Regions from separate parts of the Mus musculus genome. Here region 2 is linked to region 1. A link is a loop called in an ENCODE intact Hi-C map of the cell type or tissue named here. Cell type or tissue: left cerebral cortex. All regions are shown on one strand.

Region 1 (5,000 bases):
GACCCCTTTGAGATTTGTCTTATCACTATGGTCCTCAGTCTTCTTTCAAAGCCGATGCAGGCGAATTGTGTTCAGCCTGAGCTGAAATCTAGTGGAGAGAGTTTTTCCAAATTCCAGCCTTAGGATTATTTAGATTGGCGGGGCTGCTGCCTCTAGGACTGGATGAGGTGAACCATAAGTTAGAGATAAGTGAAATAGCCAAGGCATTCGTCTATCTACGGTTAGTATTTGCATCTGAATTTATAGCTTTCACTTCATATGTACATTTACTGTGCAGAATCTGGTTCTGTGAATAGCAAGACATACAGTGCAAAATTACAGCGATGAGAAGCGTAACCCTAATGTGAAAGTCAGCTACAAGTGTCAGCTGTCAAAGGCTGAGAGATAGGAAGACACATGGTGACAGGAACCAGTCCAAGAAGAAAGAATGTGTGGTCTATCTCCACCTACTCTGGGAGATGATGGGAGAGAAAAGATGCCACCTGTGAGGAAAATTAGGACTCTCTTCTCAAATACTAAGTGCCAGGCCATGCGTGCTCTTTGTGAGCCTGTGATCCTGAGCACTCACCGAGGTGGCTCTGCCCCCACAGTCTCAGCAAACGCTGTGGACCAAGTTGGCGGAAAACAAACGTCTCCTTGTACCCATTTGGTGAACAACACAGATTCCCAAACTGATGGGTTTGTTCTGGGAAGCCGCCTCATCCCAGTCCCACTGATGTCATGGTAGAAGATGGACTCAGTTTAACTCTCTCGTTTGCCTTTCAGACCGACCTAAGTAGCAGTTCCCATATGGACCTCGTAGAATCAAAGCGTAGACAGTTAAGGAGGTTTCTCTTTCCTTAAGGCAATATTAATGAAGACATCTCATTTCTGTCTGAAAAAGAAGGAGCCAGTGTGATTTAGGGAAAGAGATCTAATCGAGTGATCAAGAGACCCTGGCTCTGACGATAATTAGCTCAGTGCACTTGAGTTAACCTTTGATATCTGTGGATCTTGTTTTCTCCCTTTGTAAGTTGGATGGTACCCAAGAATCGGATTTGCAGTGCCACCTCCGATGAAATGAATGGTTCCACTTTTAAAAGAATAACTCCTTAAGCTGAAATTATTCTGCAAACTATAACACTAGGATCAGTAGTAACAAATGCAGAAGTCCTCACAGAAATGAGTTGTGACAGGAACCATAAAACTTTTCAGAGTAGAGTGTCTTTCAAGTAAATTATTAATTTTTATATTACAATGTGAAATTCTAAAGAAATCTAAAAGAAAAGCTTAATACATATGTGATGTGTGTGTAAATATATAAATATATATGTGTGTGTGTATATATATATACATACATACATACATACATACATATACATACATGCTATGCATGCACTATCTTTAAAAACATATAACAAAACTACTACCCATCCCATCCTAGTTTGATTTCTGTTGCTGTGACAAAACACCATGATCAAAAGCAACTTGGGAAGGAAAGGGTTTATTTGGCTTGCGTGTCCCAGTCACAGTGCATCATGAAGGCAAGTCAGGCTACAAACTCAAGGCAGAAACTGAAGCAGAGACTCTGGAGTAACATTGCTCACTGGCTTGTTCCTCATGGCTCACTCAGTCTGGTTTTCTCACAGTGAGCTGGGCCTTCCTACGTCAACCATTAGTAAAGAAAATGCCCGTGTGACTTTCCTACAGGCCATCCTGATGGACACAGTCCTCACTTGAGAGTCCCTCTTCCCAGCTACGTCTAGTTGGGTTAAGTTGACCAACTAAGCAGCACATGCTGCAAACCTCTTGTGATGTAATCTGAGCTCAAGAATGGTCTGCAACTGTGATAGTTCCAGTAGATACTGATTTTACTTGATTAAATATAAATGTGAACGTTTATTTGATTATGGAAGAATAACTGAAATGACTATTTGGTCCGCTTTCTCAGCCTCCGTTCAGCCATGTGTATTTCTACTGTGTTCCATTTGGCATCAGCTTCATTTTAACTGGTTATGACTCGTGTTGCTGCCATGCCTGCTGGTATAAGAAGGCCTCAGCAGCTGTGCTGACAGAGACATGACCTCCTTTCCTGCTTTTGTGCAAGTCCTTCTTGGAAGTCCTGCTGGTTTCTAACTATCAGATGGAGCTTGGTTAGCATAAGTGAATATGTTCTGCTATGGCATAGAATAACAATAATTACCTTCCTAATGTAATTATACTTCTTGATATAATAATCTCATATCATTAGCACAAGTAAATAAGAACATGCTTGTTAAGCTGGCTCTCCCTTCAGACTATATCTGCATCTTTATTTGTCTTCTGCACATCTTAAATTTTCATTGGCCTGTTCTTGTCCTGTGTGATGGTGGTATAGGTTTAACTTCAAATGTAATATTAATATTGCCAAATAGTGGTGTGTGTGTGTGTGTGTGTGATATTAAATGATGTAATGAGTTAGTCTAGCTGAGATCAGTAATTGATGAGGAGGGGCTGTAAGGGATAGACAGTTCCTCACTTTCCTCAGCTTTATACAAGATTATGTCATTTTAGTATACATGTGAAGAGAAACTTTACAAAACATCCACTAGATGGCACCTTGTTATTGTGTCCTAGATTTAACTTGTGGCATTCTGAACTAGATAGTATAATTCAAACAAATTGTTTCCTCAGAATCTTGGATGCTGATGAAAACAAAGATTTCTGTAAACCTTAAAATTCCTCTGTTAGTAAAAGTGCTATCACAGCATGCTTGGTTAGTACTGGAACCTGCTTTTGTAGCCATTTGAACATTTTGTAATACTTATGAAATCGTAGAAAGTAGAGAAAACCGGGCGGGTATGATGGCCATCCGTTAGACAAACACCCTTGGTTTCTCTCGGGTGATGAGCCTTGTGCTTTGGGCAGATGTAGCTTATATTCCATACGGTTCTGAAGTTCTTGTTCTTCCTTCTTCAGTTTTGTAGTCCAGCTCTGTACCCTTTTGCCTCGGTCTCTCATCAGTGCTGGGATTAGGAGTGTGTGAGCATACTCAGCTTCAAGTTCTTACCTGTTAATTGCCACTAGCCTGATCTTCTGGAATGTTTCCTTCTTATTTTCCAAATTGTCATTAACAGTTATAATAATAATAGTACCCACAAGTTTAACGCGTATCTTCATTTAACTTTATAATTTAGAGTTTATGCCTAATAGAACCTTATATCCAGATAGTTGTTTTATTCTGTTTTGTTTTATTATAAGCTAAGGAAACACTAAAAAATAGTAAAATTACCAAAAAAGTTAAAATAAATCCACTCATAATCTTATTATATAAAGAATTTTGTATGCAGTATATTTATTATTCTTTTGAGGGTTTTGGTCTCTTTATCTTTAAGCATGTATACACACACACACACACACACACACACACACAAATATATATGTTGTCACATGGTCTGTCAGTTTTCTCCCTTGATTATTTTAATTCTTTTGAGAAATGTAGTATCATTCAAGACTTTATTACTATAAATTGCAGCTGGTAGTTTGGCCGTTGTTTTATTTTTGTTTGTTGTTGTTGTTTGTTTCATTTGCTTTTGAGATAGCATCTTATTTGCAGCCTGCGCTAGTCTGTTATGACAGCCCTGCTCAGCCTCCTGAGTACCTGGATTGCAAGCATGCGCCACCTTCGCCACGTAGTTTCCAATTAGTCTCCCATTATTTCTATTTAGCTCTTTCTCTTCCATCATTTCTTTCTTACAGATTTTGAGATCCAGAAGTATTCGCTTTTGGCAGCATCCACTAATACACTAAAGCACTCGAGGCTCAGGCAATGCTGTCATGCGTTTGATCCCAGCCTGGGCTACGTGGTGAGCTCCAGGCTATGAGAAAGAGTAAAGAACCTGCATCAGGCAAACAAGCAGCAGAGCTAAGGTTAGCACATCTAGCTGCAGTAGCTCAGCAGTACTGAATGCATGAGCTGTGCATGCTAATGAGCCAGGAGCTAGAACTTGCTAATTGCAACTTATTTTAAGTTGATTTGAATGTTTATGTTCTGTGATTAATTGCAAGGATAATAACAGCGGATCTTCATAAGCACTTCTGTGGAAGCCAGAGTTCTAAGGAGGAACATGACTAGGTGTGAAGATTTGTAGAGACAGCCATTTCCTGTTTCTGAATATAGCGTGAGAGGTGCAGAAAGATTAGGTTGTTCCCCCAGAGTAACGCAGTGAGCAAGGAGCCTGGGAACTGTGCATACAAGTTTATGGATAAAAGGAACGCTGGCGTGTCTATGCTGTTAAATTTCAGCCCAATAACACGAAATACCTGGATATCGGCAAACGCAGTTGACAAGTAATCTGGAGTTTCTTTCAAGACATAGTTAAGAACTTGGATTTTATTTTCTTTCTGATTAATTTTTTCATTTTTTTATTAATTTTTTCATACACTATATTTTGATCGGATTCTTTCCTTTATTCCAAACTCTCCCCGGTTCTCTCTACCTCCTTATTTACCCAAGGCCATGTTCTTTTCCCTCAAAAACATGAGTCAAAACAAAAAATGAAACAAAACATGCACAAAGGAGCTCATTTTGTTTTCCTGGACGTGGGGTCTGCCCTGCAGTGTGGTTGACATACCTGTGACACTCTATTAGAGAAAACTAATTTTCCTTTTCCTGGAGGTATCAATTGGCGATAGCTTCTCTGTAAGCAGTGGGGCTTTGTGTCCACTTATCTTTCTCAGCGCTGGGGTTTAGTCCGGTTGGTAACCTGTGCAGCCTCTGTGTGTGCATAGTCTCTGTGAAGTGTTGTATGTATCCTGTGCATCTGGAGGACACTGTTTCCTTGGAGTTTGCCTCTGACTCTTAGAATCTTTCTGCCCTCCTCTTCCTCTCTCTGAGCCTTGACATATCTTCATTCTAAACCCTTATATACTGCTTTCAAAAGGGTATCGGTAGCATCAGATTTCTTGTTGAGTATGAGTTTGTAAATTGCAAGGTTTCCAATACTGAGAATATAGATTTCAGTTATGCTTCAAACAGCTCA
Region 2 (5,000 bases), 260 kb after region 1:
CTCCATCTTTCCTTCTCACACACTACCCTTCCGCTTAGGCATGCAGAGTTTTGACAGGTAGGCATGTTTCTTAATATACCTGACAACACCATCAGGATCTCATCGGGGACTTCTCTTGTGATGTCCATGGAGAGAATTCAAAGGTGACCCACAGTTTAGGGTAGAAGATGATACAGTTTATTCCAGAGAAATGCTAATAGTACAGTAACCAAAGAGACAAGTGCACAAACTTTAAGCCCCTGGAACAGTCAGCTTTCCTAAGAGACATCTTTTTCTTTCCAGGTGATTGACAGGCTCATTTGGATCAACACGTGCGTGTGTGTGTGTGTGTGTGTGTGTGTGTGTGTTTTGATAAAGCTTAGTTGACAGAACCAGATGACAAGCTACTTTTGTTCCTGGGTGTGTTCTTTGATGATCCTTGGATCAACTCTGACAGGAGCGGGTATTAGTGCACCCTTGTTCCTGTTCATTTAGACGAGGTCTCATGCATTCTGTCTGGCTTCAATCTGGAATTCGTTATGTAGCTGAGGATGACCTTAAACTTCCGGTCCTCTTGCTGTCTCTTCTTGAGAACTGGATCATAGGTGTGTGCCTCTGTGACTGTTTATGTGGCGACTTGCTCTTTATCAGAAGGTTTCCTGCTATACAGTAACCTTATAAGGTTTAGAGTTCCTGAGCCAGGTTTTCACGGTTACCCATTAATCATATCCTGGCATTTCAGAGCATCGCACCAGGGCCAGAGATGTGGTGAGGAAGCTCCAGTTCTTTGCTTTTCCACGTTGCTGATTCTGAGAAGGTAGCCCAGCCTGAATGTCCTCTCATCCTGCTAATATCTAACCGGCTACCTAGCAACATGATGGTTGTCCTACTTCCGTTTCTGGTGCTGGGATAAAATATCCCGATATAAAAAAACAACTTATGGGAGAAAGGGCCTATTTTAGCTCACAATTCCAGCTTATAGTCCATTATTTTGGGGGGAAGTCACACTGGCAGGAGCTTGAAGCAACTAGTCGGAGCACATCCGCAGTCTAGAGCAGAGAGAAATAAATTCACCTGTGCTTGCTTGCTTTACTCTAATACAGCCCAGGACTCAACCCCAGAGACACTGCATACAGCGGGCCGGTTGGCTGGGTCTTTCCACACCAATTAATCTAAGAAAGAAAAAAGCCCCTCCTAGGCATGCCCACAGGCTAGCCTGATCTAGGCAATCCCTCACAGAATCAACAAGGATTCTGTCCCTTTCTAGGTACTCCACTTTAGGCAAAGACTGTAGCCTGCTTCTTAAGCTCTAAAATGAGTTAATAATAGAATCTGATAGGTTTTCTTGAGGATTTAATGAGGTAATGAATGTAATTATAATGGCAAGCACAATGCCTGACCTGAAACAGATGCTTGGCAGCCACTAGCTCTTACGAATAATGTTTTATTCAATCAGGAAAGGCAGGTCTAAATGCTGAGGAAGCTCAGGGCGAGGTGGGAACGTCTGGAGAGGTATGCATTCTGTTTCTGGTGGGGTTTTTTCCTTGCTTTACTTAATACAGCCTAGGACCCAAATGCCAGAGAATAGTACTGTGTACACCGAGCTGGGTCTTTCCATTTAACCTAAGTAGGAAAAAAGCCCCTCCAGGCATGCCCATAGGCTAGCCTGATCTAGATCAGCCTAACCTGATCATAGCTGGCACCCCCACACATTGTATCCAATACTCCATGATTCAAAAGGTAATGAACGAGAAAGTGGTGGGCTTCAATTCCCAACCCTATTAATACCACAAGATTTGAGCTACATAAACCACTAGTATGAAATTGCTGGTATTCATTAAACCTTGACAATATGAATTATGTTTAGAAATAATGAATACACACACATATATAGTGTTTTGTTTGTTTTGGCTGTTTTGAGACAGGGTCTCAGTTTCTAGCCTAGGCTGGCCTGAAATAATATATTTTTAAATTAAGTCACTTGCCTGGAGGTCGGCCTCGTACTGGCATTTAGTGACATCTCAGTAAAGGCAGGGCATAGGCAGTATGAACTTTTTACACCGTGATTGTTTCACAGGAGTGACAACTGCGAGAACTTCTCATTCCCTTCGTCTGCCCTCACTGTTTCACCAGGTTTGGGTAGGAAGCACATGCCTGGTGTTCTGTGGAAGTGGTGGAGTGGGAGGAGGTTAACTGCAAGCTTTATCTCTCTCTGCTGCCAGTCGTCCAATTCTATGCTTTTCTCTGACTTTCATCAGTGATGAGGTCATCCCAGCGCGAGAAAAGCAAACTCCTATCTTTCAGATTCGATGAAGGCTAGCATTGTTTAGTCTGCATAAATAGAGGCCAGACCCATAGAGCCCAGGAGGCAAGCGGCTCGCCCTCTAGCGGTTTCACTGGCTAATGCCGGTCACTCACCGGAGCACTGACAGGAAGGCGGGAGCGTGAGGGCTAAAATGTAAGTTAAAATTAGATCAATAGTCAGCTTGGCTGTCTCAATCAATGCTTCGCAGGGAGAGCATACAACCATCTATTTATAAGCTAAACCCGGTATTATCTTCCTCTTTTAGGACGCAGAGATCCATTACTGCGCGCGGCAGGGGAGAGGATGCTGCGCGGAGGTTCCTGCCACTTTACAGCTCACTGGCTCGCGCTACCTCACCAGCCTGGGATGGGACGCTGCTGAAAGACCAGCCTAGCCTTCGGCTCTTCTCTCTGCGCAGGACCTTAGGGTCCCGTGCCCCTGCTGTGTCCCCTAACCACTCACTCTCGCCAATCCCGTGCAGCAATCGACCGCATCCTAAGTTTTAAATTGACAAGGTCAAATAGGGAACCTAGTGCATGGGTGAGTTTGCGGAGGGGTATAGGGCAAATGCATTAAAAATAACAGAACTCAAGGGCCCTCCTACAGAAACAGGCCACACATCAGCTGGATTCTAAACACAGGCTTGACTGCCCTTTTAAAAGGTTTTCCAACTAGCTCCCCCACTGACCTGAATTATTCATCCTTGCTCAGGCAAATGTTGCTGTCAATAACTGGGGTTCCTCCTCCTCCTCCTCCTCCTCCTCCTCCTCCTCCTCCTCCTCCTCCTCCTCCTCCTCCTCCCCATCAAAACAGGAATAGATATAGATTTGTGTAGCAGGCCAGTGAAGTTCTTAAGTTAAGGTCTGGGAGAGGTGGAACTCCACTAGCCCCAGTCTGCCCCCCGGGAAGGTATCTCTGATACACAAAATAGATCTACAGGAAGCTATTGTGTTGCTGTGGTTAAACTGCAGTTTTTCAAATGAGAGAGAGAGAGAGAGAGAAAAAAAAAACAGAGACAGAAGGGGGGGGAGAGACAGAGAGAGACAGAGAGACAGAGAGACAGAGACAGAGAGAGACAGAGACAGAGAGAGACACACACAGACAGACAGAGGGAGAGGAGGGACAGGGACAGAGAAAGAGAAAGGAATTTGATTTGGCGCCCTCACAATGCAAGATCAAACCATAATTTTTCAGAAAAAAAAACTTGTATCATATATATATATATATATATATATAATATTCTAACTTTTGTTTTTCTGTATCTGGAATTTTTCTTTCATAAGCATGCACTATTTTTATGATAGAAAAACTTTAAAGGCCTAAAGAACTTTAATATTAGCATAAATGTACATTAAGTATATTTTTAGAGTGGATCTATTAGCTGCTATATCATTTGACATAAAAGGCTTTTGAACTAAAGATAGGAACTGTTGTATTCTTTATTTAGAAATAGTATCTTCCATCCCCTTCCAATTCTTGTTGGCTTACCTCCAAAATAGTCTGCATCTGTCGCTTCCTCGCCATCTTTGCAGCTCCTCTCGGGGACAAGCCACCATTCATCAGCTTTCACCTGGATACCCAAAATATCTTGTCGGCAGTTTCTTACTGCCACCTTTCCCCAAAGAGGGGCTTCACTTGCCACTGTAGCAACCAGATTGGTCTTTTAAAATGTAAATCAGATATTCCTTTTTTTTTTTCTTTTCGAGACAGGGTTTCTCTGTGTAGCCCTGGCTGTCCTGCCTTGGTTAGATGATGTTCTTTCCCATAGCCAGAATGTAGTCTGCTGGGGTTTATCTTCAGGGTCATTTTGACTGGGCTTGGAATGACCTGGGAGTTGTGTGTCCCTTGGATGTGTCTGCTTCCAGAGAGGTTTAACCAAGGAGGAGCTGAGGTGTGTCATGAAGGCAGGTGGTATCATTCCATGGGTTGAGGTCTCTGGCTGAATAATCAAGGGAGGCTGAAGAAATGGCTGGGCAGTTAAGAGGGCTTCCTGTTCTTGCAGAGAAACTGGCACAGTTCCCAGCACCCATGCTGTGGGACCTAACAATCTCCTGTAACTCTGATGCCACTGGCACTTAAGTCTAATGAATACATAGGCACACACAGACACTCCCATACACGTAATTTAAATAATGAGCATGCACACTCTCTGTTTTCTGATGAAGGACACAGTATTATTCATACATTCATATATGGGTGTCTAGACCCCTACACTCCCTGGGCCATACTTTCCCATACCCTCCTTCAAACAGTGATCAACTACAATGACTACTTCCTTAAGTTGTCTTTGTATCTGCTCATAGACACAAGAGAAGCAATGAACACATGTGCCCTCCGGTTGCTGCCTACCCTGCTGTATCTCAGACAGCGCTGGAATCCGGCTCCACCACAGCACATTTTCATCATTTCTCCATGGGGCTCGAACCTTTCAGCTCCTCCTTTCTCCAGTTCCAGCCCTGGCTTTTCCCTTTCTGTAAATGACCTTGGATATCAGACAGTCTCAAAAGCGCTTCATATCATTCTACTCTGAGCTCATAGAGTAGGGCCCTTCTGCCTCTCCAAAATTTAACCACATTGTTTTGTTTTGTTTTATCTCACAATGCTTTATTTTATGTAGATGGATTGACTGACTGACTCTGTGTGTGTGTGTAGTGTGTGTGTGTATATGTGTGTGTGTGTTAGTACACATGTGTAGGTCCAAGGGCAATGTGTGTGA

The links. Hi-C counts contacts between places; a loop is a spot of excess contacts. Peaks named below come from ENCODE experiments on the same cell type or tissue, not always from the same donor. Only the 100,000 strongest peaks of a DNase experiment are listed, where the experiment ranks them.
Region 2: it touches region 1 in a loop (2.3-fold over the local background); 5 of 42 quality-filtered maps call a loop at or near these places.

The regions. Positions count from the first base shown.
Region 1 is chr16:50,304,443-50,309,442 of GRCm38, reverse strand. The region is part of intron 3 of Bbx (bobby sox HMG box containing); the gene reads left to right. Among named protein-coding and RNA genes, the nearest start is that of Bbx, 130 kb to the left of the region's middle. In left cerebral cortex, a CTCF peak has its summit at 2,570 (motif pointing right); DNase peaks (open chromatin) are centred at 2,014 and 2,579.
Region 2 is chr16:50,043,590-50,048,589 of GRCm38, reverse strand. Gm4827 (predicted gene 4827) reads left to right here. Exons shown (of 4, transcript NR_045935.1): 2 at 2,550-2,824. Among named protein-coding and RNA genes, the nearest start is that of Gm32101, 3.5 kb to the left of the region's middle. In left cerebral cortex, a CTCF peak has its summit at 2,374; a DNase peak (open chromatin) is centred at 2,372; H3K4me3 peaks cover 729 bases; H3K27ac peaks cover 744 bases.